Linked DNA regions of Homo sapiens: region 1 is linked to region 2. The links are chromatin loops, found by intact Hi-C in ENCODE. Cell type or tissue: PC-9. All regions are shown on one strand.

Region 1 (5,000 bases), 210 kb after region 2:
GGTGTTTCTTCCCTGACGGTCTGCATCTCAGGAGCCCAGCCTAAGATACTTGGTGTACTTAGCAGATACATTTGAACTTTTGAATATATTGATTGTGAAACTTCAAGAAATAAATATCCATCTTGTTTCTCAGCATTGCTTACATCAGGAAATTATAGCCCACATTTATCTAAAAATACATTATATTAGTGCTAAACGTTTCTTTTTAGTGTTTAGATTTGGTGGTCTTGCTCTTAAGGAGAAAAAAAGTAAAAAGCAGTTTCTTCTAATATGTCTGCAAAATGAATTTAAGAAATCCATATTTTTCTGATATTTTGTCTGAAAAGCACATTTGAAACTCCATAAGGAAACCCTTTCTCACATGTTCAGTCTTTGCCAGATCTCTCAGAGGTGTTTTGGGAGCTCAAGCTTGAGTCTAAGACAACTTAATCAAGTGGGCTTTCAAGGTTTTTGGGAGTAAATAATCTCCTTGATCCTCTGAACACAAGTAAACATGTAGTGAACATCATTTCTCATTTTTATCAACATTAAAAAAAGCTGGCAACAACTTTGATGTTGAAAATGATCTTCATTGTGTTCTAATGGCCACTTTGACCAGGAAAGAGGAACCAGGGCAGACAAGCAGATTGAGACCTTGTGACTAAAATAAAGATTCTATTTTTAGGGAAAATGAACTATTTTCATCTAACATTGCCACAGCCTTGCTTTGTTTTGAGTAATGATATTTAATTTGTTAAGACGTTTGAAGTGACATGAAAGGCATGTTTTGTGTGTTTGGCTTTTGCGTTGGTGAACGGGGGGGACTTTGGGTTGCAGAAGGTTTTGAGGGCTCCCTTAGTGACCTCTGTGGTCTTTCCCTACAATGACATTCATTGAAAACAAGATTTACTTATTTTTTCTTAACTAAGACTTGAGTCTGAGTCAGACTACCTTTTCTTCCAAATAAGGATGTTGTGGAAGTTGCATTAAATTTTGAGTTTCGGGTCCAAACACTGAGGGACAGAGACTGCAGAATGAACCTCTCCCTGTGTCAACAGACTATGCTAATTAACATGGTTGTCTTTGGCTGATCTGCGAAAATTAAAAGATGACCGAGGGTCCTCTTTAGCTGGACATTCTCCCTCTCTACCTCCTTCCTTGCTTCTCCTTTCTTCTCTCTTCCCCTTCTACCCTGTTTTCTTCTTTATCTTCCTTTTCTTCCAATTCATTTCTTTCATCCATTTTCCTTTTTTTTCTTCCTTTTCTCTTTTTCTTCTTTCTTTCACGGCAACTGAAATATACCCATCCCAAAATAATTGCAGTCAACATGTCACCTTTTTTAATAATAAATATTCTACAACATTGACACAAAAGGACTCCTGCAGTTAAACATGAAGCAGAAAATTCGGTGGAAAAGAAGTGGGTGTAGACAGCAGGGATTGTTCTTGTGTGAGGGTGATTCTTAAGGAAGGCATTTTTAAGGGAGGGGTCTGCAGGGGCCAGATGCCAGAGAGAATTAAAGCTCCATGCCTTGGATGAGGATTCAAATCCAGAAATAACTTGCAGGAATCGGGAGATGCCTTTCTTGAGAAACGTTTGAGCTGGGTTGGTGTTGATCTTAATGACCTGTTTAGGTTGTCTTCTGTATGCCTTAATTTGCTTTTTTGTTAAGTGGGAGCAAGGATTGTGATTCCTTTCCATAGATGAGAGATATTGTGAGGGCCAAGGGCCCGTTGGAAGGCAGCATGGTGAGGATGTCAAAGCACCGAGCTGGGAGCCGGATCTGGGCCTTAGACCCAGCTCTGCTGTCCTCCAGGTTTGTAATCTTCACTGTGTACATAGCTTCTGAAGATCTTTTCCTCATCCATGAAATGAGATGGTCGAGTTTCTCAAAATGGGGTGCATTTTCTTGGTTCAAAGCTGTTTTGTGCCCCCCTACACTTTTGGATACATGCTTTTTAAAGGCATAAATGTGGTAAAAAAAAATTGCTCAGAAATTTTGTTGAAAGAGCAGATGGATAAATGAATGCTCCAAATTGGGGCCTCCAAGCATGACTGTGTGGGCTGTGGGGCTGTGCTATACACAGCGCCAAGGGAAAGGGGGACATGCTTCATGAAGATGGCGATGGCATTCCTGCCCCATGGATCTGTGGCAGATGGCTGCCTGATCCCAATGGACAAGGATTCAATGACCTGAAGTTGCTGAGAAGAACACGAGGCTCTTGAAAGATGTAACATCCCCTGTATCCTTCTATCAAGGGTCGTTTTCTAGGAGCTTCGAAACAATCCACTTGGGCTCCCCGTCTTCCTCTCTCCCTAGAGAAACACAGGTCTGTGCACACTTTCTGGGTTTGCAGCAGCCTTGGGGGTCCAGGACCTGCTAAGAGGACTTGGCAGGGCACCTGGGTCAGCAGAAACCTCGTGTTGACATGGGCCGGGAGAGAAATAACCTGGGTCTCCCAGCACTTCCCTTAGAAGCTATATTGTGTAAGTTAACAAGCCAAAGAATCCCTCACTGTCTAACCAAGGAAAATATTTTTATCTTACTCAGAAAGCAGTTCCCTCCTTTGTGCAGTGCAGCTAGAAGAAAACAACATTGTCTTGGGACACGCATCATTACTAAGAATTTTTCCGTAAATTTATCTGTGTGCCTTCTACAGTTACCTGTGTGTCCCCTGTGGTACCTATGGAAACCAGTTGTTGGGAAATCCTTGTTAAGGTAAGAGCGTCTATGGACCAGTGTGTCCCAATAGCTTTGGATGGGGGAGGCTGAGTTAGTTAATCAATTAACACATTCCTAGCACCCCCTGGTGGACATTGCTGGTCTAACTGACCTTGGAATTCCTGGACTTGCCTGGGCTGGAGATATCACACCCAGCCAGACACCCCCCACCCCGCCCCACTGCTGTGGCCCCCACCTGACCCCGACTGCCAACCACGCCTTCTTAATTTTCTCTGTGTTTTTCTGTCGCTTTGTGTTTGTTTCTCACAAAGCCCTGATGAAACTATCAGGGAACAAAGGACGAGAGACAGGGGTCTGAATCCAGAGTAAAGAGTTTCAGTTCCAGGCACTTCCTTGGGCTCAGCCCATGCATTGCTGTTCTCTGTATGTCAGACAGGAGGGGGTAGGTGAATTCCAAGGCTCCTTGTAGCAGAATAATGCAGTGTGGTAGAGCCTGGGCTTTGGGGTCGGTCAGACATCTGAGATGTTGGTTTATATCTGAGCTTAGTACTTGAGGCAAGTTACCTCAGTGCCACGAACTTTAGCTTTATGAGCTGTAAAATGGGGATAATAATGATAATAGCTGTCCCTGGATTTATGGTGGAGATCAAATGGGAGCAGGCATGCAAAGCCCAGCTCAGCATGGCACGTTAATTATCAGGCTCAGCTCATGGCAGTGGCTGTTTTTATTAATGCCACTGTGATCTTCCAATGATTTGATCCGGGAGATGCCTGCTGAAGAGAGCAAATCAATCTCTACACGATAGTAGGAATAGTAGCATCGATATGGCCTTGGTACTTATTTTGCATTTGGAAAAATTCCAAAATGCTTCATTCATCTCAGGTTTTTAGTGGGTAATTTGTCCCAAGTCAGTACCACTGGAGCCTGGAGCCATCTTCAGCCACGTGGGTGTCATCACATCCCTGTCTGCGAGTGCAGATTTGGGATGAAGACCAGAGTCAATAAGGTAGGAAATGACATCTGCCTAAGTGGCCCTGTTGGAGCCTGGGGAAAGCAGGGCTGTGTAGGTAATGATGTTCTCTGATGTTTCACAGCTGTAACTCTGTTCCTTGTTCCTGAGTAGGGCCAGGCTTTTCTGGTCTAGGTGCTCAGCCTTCTTCTACTTCTGTATATCTGTCCTTGTTCCTTCTCCTTTTTCATTCCTTCCTTGATTTTGCTAACACACATAGCACTCGCTGTATACTTGCCTCAGTACTTCACAGGAAAAACTCAGTTCATTTTCTCAACAACCTTGTGAGCTAGTTCCTGTCATTATGCCCCCTTCACAGGTGGGGTGAGTAGTGCCACTCTGGGTCCTGCCATTCACTGGGAGGGAGACCTCAGGAGGGACCAGGTCAGGGCTCTGACTGGACACTCAGTACTGACGTTTGGTATCAGGAGGGCAGAGTGAGACAAAGGTGCGCATTTCACACTCAGCTTCTGTTAGGGGACACAGGTTTTGTTAGAGGACAATTCCCCATGGCCCTCTCTCATTTCTGCATGTCTTGCAAGCAGAGGCACTGTCTGCCTTTTGTTCTGTGTTATCTTTGCATAACAAACATTCTTGGGAGACAGAGAGAGTGTCTCCCATTGGAACAAAGGTGGGCATGTGTATTAGTGTACTTTCGCACTGCTGATGAAGACATACCTGAGACCGGATAATTTATAAAGAAAAGAAGGTTTAATGGATCCACAGTTCCACGTGGCTGGGGCAGCCTCACAATCATGGCAGAAGGCAAAAGGCACGTTTTACATGGAAGCAGACAAGAGAGAGAATGAGAGCCAAGCAAAAGGGGAAACGTCGGATTTCATGAGACTTATCCACTACCACAAGAAAAATATGAGGGGAAACCATCCCCATGATTCAATTATCTCCCACTGGGTCCCTCCCAAAACACATGGGAATTATGGGAGCTACAATTCAAGATGAGATTTGGGTGGGGCCACAGCCAAACCATATCGGTATGCTTACTTACAACAGGTTCCCCAAGCTAAGCATTGCTGTTCTGTAATGCAACCCACTGCATATACAGTATTACCTGGCCCTCTTCATGTGGTCCTGTGGAAACTGAGGCTGAGGGCACTGGTGCAAAAACCTTGATTGTCTGGCTATTGCTGTTGCTGTGATAATAAAGTCCTTTGTCTCGGATTCGGGAGTCTCTCACGCCTCCTGTCAGCATCCATGAAACAGGCAGGCTGACTTGTTGGCTTGCAGGTAGGGTAAAATCTCATTGCCTTCACAGTTCCTGACAGCTTCCAGGTTCATGACTTAGAGGAGGCAGAAGTTTAGGATTTTAA
Region 2 (5,000 bases):
CTTGCTCAGTCTCCTCTGCTCAAACCTCATTCTCTGTTTGACTTCTAGCCATGAATGAGAAGTGCCCCAGAGACTAGTCTCTGGCTGTCTTCTCTAGCTATGTCTTCTCCCTAGTTGGTATCATCTGGTCACGTGGCTTTAAATTCTATCTCTAGGCTAATGATTCTCAAAAGCATTCCTCTCTGTCTTTGACCTCTCACTTTCCTGTAAAGCCTGCTTCCCACTTCCTAGTCATTCATTCTCCCTAATGCTTTACTGCTCTGCAAAATAATTGTCTACATTCCTCATCTTCCCCTCCACTCTTCTATGAAAATGAGTATTTTTTTAAAAAAGTATTCCTCTCCCCTGAGTTTCAGACTGATTTACCTGACATGTCCACTTGGCTTAGAGGCACCCCAACCTAACATGTCCAAAGGAGAACTCCTGAGCTCCTTCCCTACCCCAAGCCTGCTTTTCCCAAATCTTCCTATTTCAGTCCATCACACCCTCATTCACATAGTTGCTCAGGCCAAAAACTAAGTAATGAGTTGTTGAACAAACATTTGGGGTTTAATTAGGAAGTAACTATTTTTATCTCCTCATAGCCCTTCAAAATGTATTCAGAGGGTTGTCTACCCCAGGATGGAAATTCCTGTGGTCCCATGACTTTTGTGATCACTCTTAGGTAATAATAAACAACAACAACAACAACAAAAACCTATAGTCCAAAGTTAAAATACCTGGTCTCATGTAGTGATAAAAGTCTGACCTTGATTTATAGTTACGTCTTCTCCCTACCCTAGCCGGAGCTTGCTGTAATCTGGCTTCTTGCAGTGGATGTGGCTGGCCAGTGGTCAGGGGCTTGTGCACTTCTCTCCCTACCCTACCCTACGTCATGCTTTCACCTACCCTCCAGCATCTGGCAGTTGGTTCAGGGAGTGGAGAGAGAGAGGAGAAGCAGGGGAGCAGGGAAGCTCTTTTCTGAAAGGTACTATCATAAGATGGCTCACCCACTGGGCCCAGCAGGTAGTTAAAGTTGGCTCTCATGGTTCCAGCCCCACTGAGCAAGGTCTGCCACAGAGCTTATAACTCACGCGGGAATTTTCCTCCAAGTGGCAGCTCTTTTCTTCAATCTGTGGTTTTCTCTGGTCAATTCTACACAGACTCTGAGGATCCCACTGCTTCTCCGGCCAGTCTTCCTGATGATTTACAATGACCTTACTGTTTTCCACAGAAGCTGTACTATTTACATTCCCATCAACAGTGCACAAGGGTTCCAATTTCTTCACATCCTCACCAACACTTGTTATTTTCTGGGTTTTATTTATTTATGTATTTATTTATTTATTTATTTAATAGTGGCCATTCTAATAGTGTGAGGTGATACCTCATTGTGGTTTTGATTTGCATTTCTCTAATGATTAGCAATATTAAGCATCTTTTAATATGCTTGTTGGCCATTTGTATATCTTCTTTGGAGAAATATCTCCTCAAGTCCTTTGCCCATTTTTTAATCGGGTTTTCTTTTCATGTTGTTTTAGAACTCATCTTTGATCTCTTGTCTTTACCCAATACATCCTACCATCACCAGGATTCTTCTTGGTGCACCCTTCAGAATGTATCGTCTATCTCTCCACTCCTTAGGCCCTCCACCGCTACCATGTTTATTTCAGCCACCATCATCTTTCAGTGATGCTGCTGTTCTAGCTTGCTAATTGGTTTCTCTCATAATCCACATTTATCCCGCCATAGCTGATTCTTCCCCAACAGCCATCTTTTAGAAATGTAGATCAGGCCGAGCGCGGTGGCTCACGCCTGTAGTCCCAGCACTTTGGGAGGCCGAGGCGGGTGGCTCACAAGGTCAGAAGATCGAGACCATCCTGGCTAACACGGTGAAACCCCGTCTATACTAAAAAATACAAAAAATTAGCCAGGCGTGGTGGCGGGCCCCCTTAGTCCCAGCTACTCGGGAGGCTGAGGCGGGAGAATGGCGTGAACCCGGGAGGCGGAGCTTGCAGTGAGCCAAGATCGCGCCACTGCACTCCAGCCTGGGCGACAGAGCGAGACTCCGTCTCAAAAAAGAAAAGAAAAGAAAAGAAAAGAAATGTAGATCAAATATTATTCTCCTCCTTCAAGTCCTCCAATGACCACCCAATGTATTTCAACTCAACCAAATTTCTTACTATGATGTAAATGTCCTGGATGGCCCGGGCTTCATCCACCTCGCTGGCCTGTGCCCTTCCACTCTTTTGCTGTTTTCTGGGCTACAGCCACACAGCCCTTCTTACGGTTGCTAAACATGCTAGGCTTGCTCCTGTTTCAGGGCTTCACTCTCATGCTTCCTCGGTGTGGAATCGTCTTCTCTGGGATCCTCCCACGGCTGGCTGCTTCTCATCATTTGAGAGCTGCACAAATGTCACCTTCTCATTAAAGCCTTCCTGGACCTCTCTTTCTAAAAGACCTCCTCGCTCCTCCACATCAGTATCTGTTCCAGACTCTGTTTTCTTTTCTTCATAATATGCACTGTCCAGAGTTATTTATTTGCCTGCTTGTTTGTTGCTTTTCTTTCCCTACTGGAATGTAAGCCCTGTGGCAGGAGGGACTCTGCCATGTTTGCTACTGTCTGCCAGGCCTAGAATAGTGTCTGGTACACAGTAGGCATTCAAAAACTATTTGTGAAAAGAAAAAACCAAAAGACTAATGGTTGACTGAATGTCTTCTCTCCCTGGAATGTGATGTCTGTGAGATCAGGGACCTTGCTTGGGTGGTGTTCACCTCTGCATTCCAGTGCTCTGAACAACATCTGAGCGTATTAGGTGAGCAGCAAATCAGTGTGGAATGAATCATCTCTGAGCAAAGAGATCTGATCAAGTGAGTCAGGGACCCATTGAAGCAATCTCTTCCTTTCTTCAGTTTCTGCTCTTCTCAGCTGTCCCTGAAATGCTTGGCTCAACCGGATGAAACTAACACCAACTGTTTTATTTATGTGAACTACTCACTTTTTTCTCCAATTCCTATGACTCAATGTATGCATGTGTCTTCACTGAAGTGTACAATAATCTTTATTTTAGGCTTATTGGACACAACACTAAATGCTTTGTCTGGATGAAATTTGTTACTTTTCTAGTGTGGACATGCTCTCCCAACTAACAAATTGTTACAGGGACCATCAATAAGGACCTAAACTATGGGAATAATTTTCTGTTTTCATTTAATACTTATCTTTTGTCTTATTTCTTAGGGCCTAAACTTAATTTTGCTTTGGACCTTTGCTTTGAACCTCTGTGTCAGATGCACAACATCTTTAAATCTTCATTTGAAGATGACTAAGAGACTCAGTAATTAAAAGCTATCACTCCATCTTCCTGTGTACCTTCAAGGGTTTTATTAATAGCTTTCCTTTCTGTTGAACAGATTATCCTGCATCTCTGTGTCTTATTGAAATGCTCAGCACTCACATCCCTTTTCTCGGGAGTTTTTACAACAAGAAGAGCAGAGGTTTTTGTTACGGATACAAAGCTCTGCTTTTGTGAGCATGTTGATTCATTCTCATCAGGGAACAGATGAGGGGTTGTGTGAAGGATTGGGGCAAATTGTTATCACGAAAAAAAAAAGAAGCCTGAAATATTGTTTTACCTTTCTTGACCTAAAGTTCAAGATGTCATAAAATCAACCTTAAAGCTTACCTAGTCCAATGTTATTATTATATAGATGAGGACACTTAGTTCAGGGAGGAAAAGGGGTTCTCCCAAGGCCACACAATTGAAACACAAAAGTCAGAGTCAAACTGAATTCCATCTGGATTTGTGAAGGGCTGATTACCAAAGTACAGTTAAAACTGTTAATGGCTCACCGTGGGATCTTGAGTGAGTCCTCTCACCTTTCCATTTATGTTTTTAAATCTGTAAAATGGGCCTATCTGGAGAAAAGTCCAGATGCGTATTATAGTTATCACCAGATTATTTTTATTAGGTGTTCAATTGCATTTTGGCTGTTTTACAGCAACTGCAATAATATCATCATAATACCTTTACTTTGTTTATTTACATTATAAAATATTTTATTTTTAAGCAGTATATTATCATGGTTTATTATTCATAAGGCACAAAAGAATATACAGCAAAAAGTCTTCCTGCCGCCACAACTTTCCAGCCATTGAGTTCTTGGAGGCAACCAGTTTCTACCAATTCTTAGTGAAGCTTTCTAGAGATGTCTTATGCACATGCAAGAAAATATGCAGTCCTCTTTTTTTTTTTTTTTTTACAGAAATGGTAGCATACTAGATACATTGTTCTGTACTTTGCTTTTCTCTTTTAACATTATATCTTTTTATATATTATTGTTTCCTTTTTGTTTTTAAGGCTGAATAGGATTGTTCTGTATGGTTGCACATTGTTTGAACCAGTTTCCTACTGAGATATTTTTAGATTTCCAATCTTTTTCTATTATAAATATAGCTAAAATATACATATGTATATATATGTATGCACATTGTGTGTGTGTGTGTGTGTGTGTGTGTGTGTGTCTTTCTGTGTGTGTGAATCTGTAAGACAAATTCTTAAAAGTGAACTTAGTGGGCCAAAGATTTTGATAGCGTGGCCACTTTAATGCCTTGGATTTAGATACTGCTTTCAACTTTCCCTTTTTGAATGATTATTCCATAGGCTCTGTCCTTTTGAATCAGAGGCTTAGGATCTGAGATAACAAAAACAGGTCTGAATATGTATCTGCAGAATAAAAACAAGGGACAGAGAGTTCCAAGATCCACAACTTGGAAGGCTCTTCAGAAGAGAATAGGTTTTAAGGTGCTTGGAAGCCTTTGGGCAGCTCATGCTGTCACTGAAGGCAGTCGTTGCTTCTGGAACGCCCACTTCCTGAGCCTCTAGAGGACTGGCAACTGCAGAGGATGCCCTGCAGACCCAAGCTGGACTGTAAAACCCTTGATCTGGGTTGTCTATAAATGCCAAGGGAGGGTATAATAAAATTAGTACAAAAGCAGTAAATATTTGTTGCATGAACGA

Evidence for each region. Hi-C counts contacts between places; a loop is a spot of excess contacts. Peaks named below come from ENCODE experiments on the same cell type or tissue, not always from the same donor. Only the 100,000 strongest peaks of a DNase experiment are listed, where the experiment ranks them.
Region 1: a loop joins it to region 2, with 10 times the contacts of the local background. A loop is called at or near these places in 1 of 110 quality-filtered maps.

What each region holds. Positions count from the first base shown.
Region 1 is chr3:8,661,442-8,666,441 of GRCh38, reverse strand. It overlaps a transcript of SSUH2 not described here. Among named protein-coding and RNA genes, the nearest start is that of SSUH2, 19 kb to the right of the region's middle. RefSeq lists a silencer at 2,764-2,853. In PC-9, a CTCF peak has its summit at 2,806 (motif pointing left); a DNase peak (open chromatin) is centred at 2,731.
Region 2 is chr3:8,867,675-8,872,674 of GRCh38, reverse strand. No RefSeq gene overlaps it. Among named protein-coding and RNA genes, the nearest start is that of RAD18, 93 kb to the left of the region's middle. RefSeq lists an enhancer at 2,126-3,325. In PC-9, no CTCF peak of the experiment used is centred here; a DNase peak (open chromatin) is centred at 2,834; H3K27ac peaks cover 2,617 bases.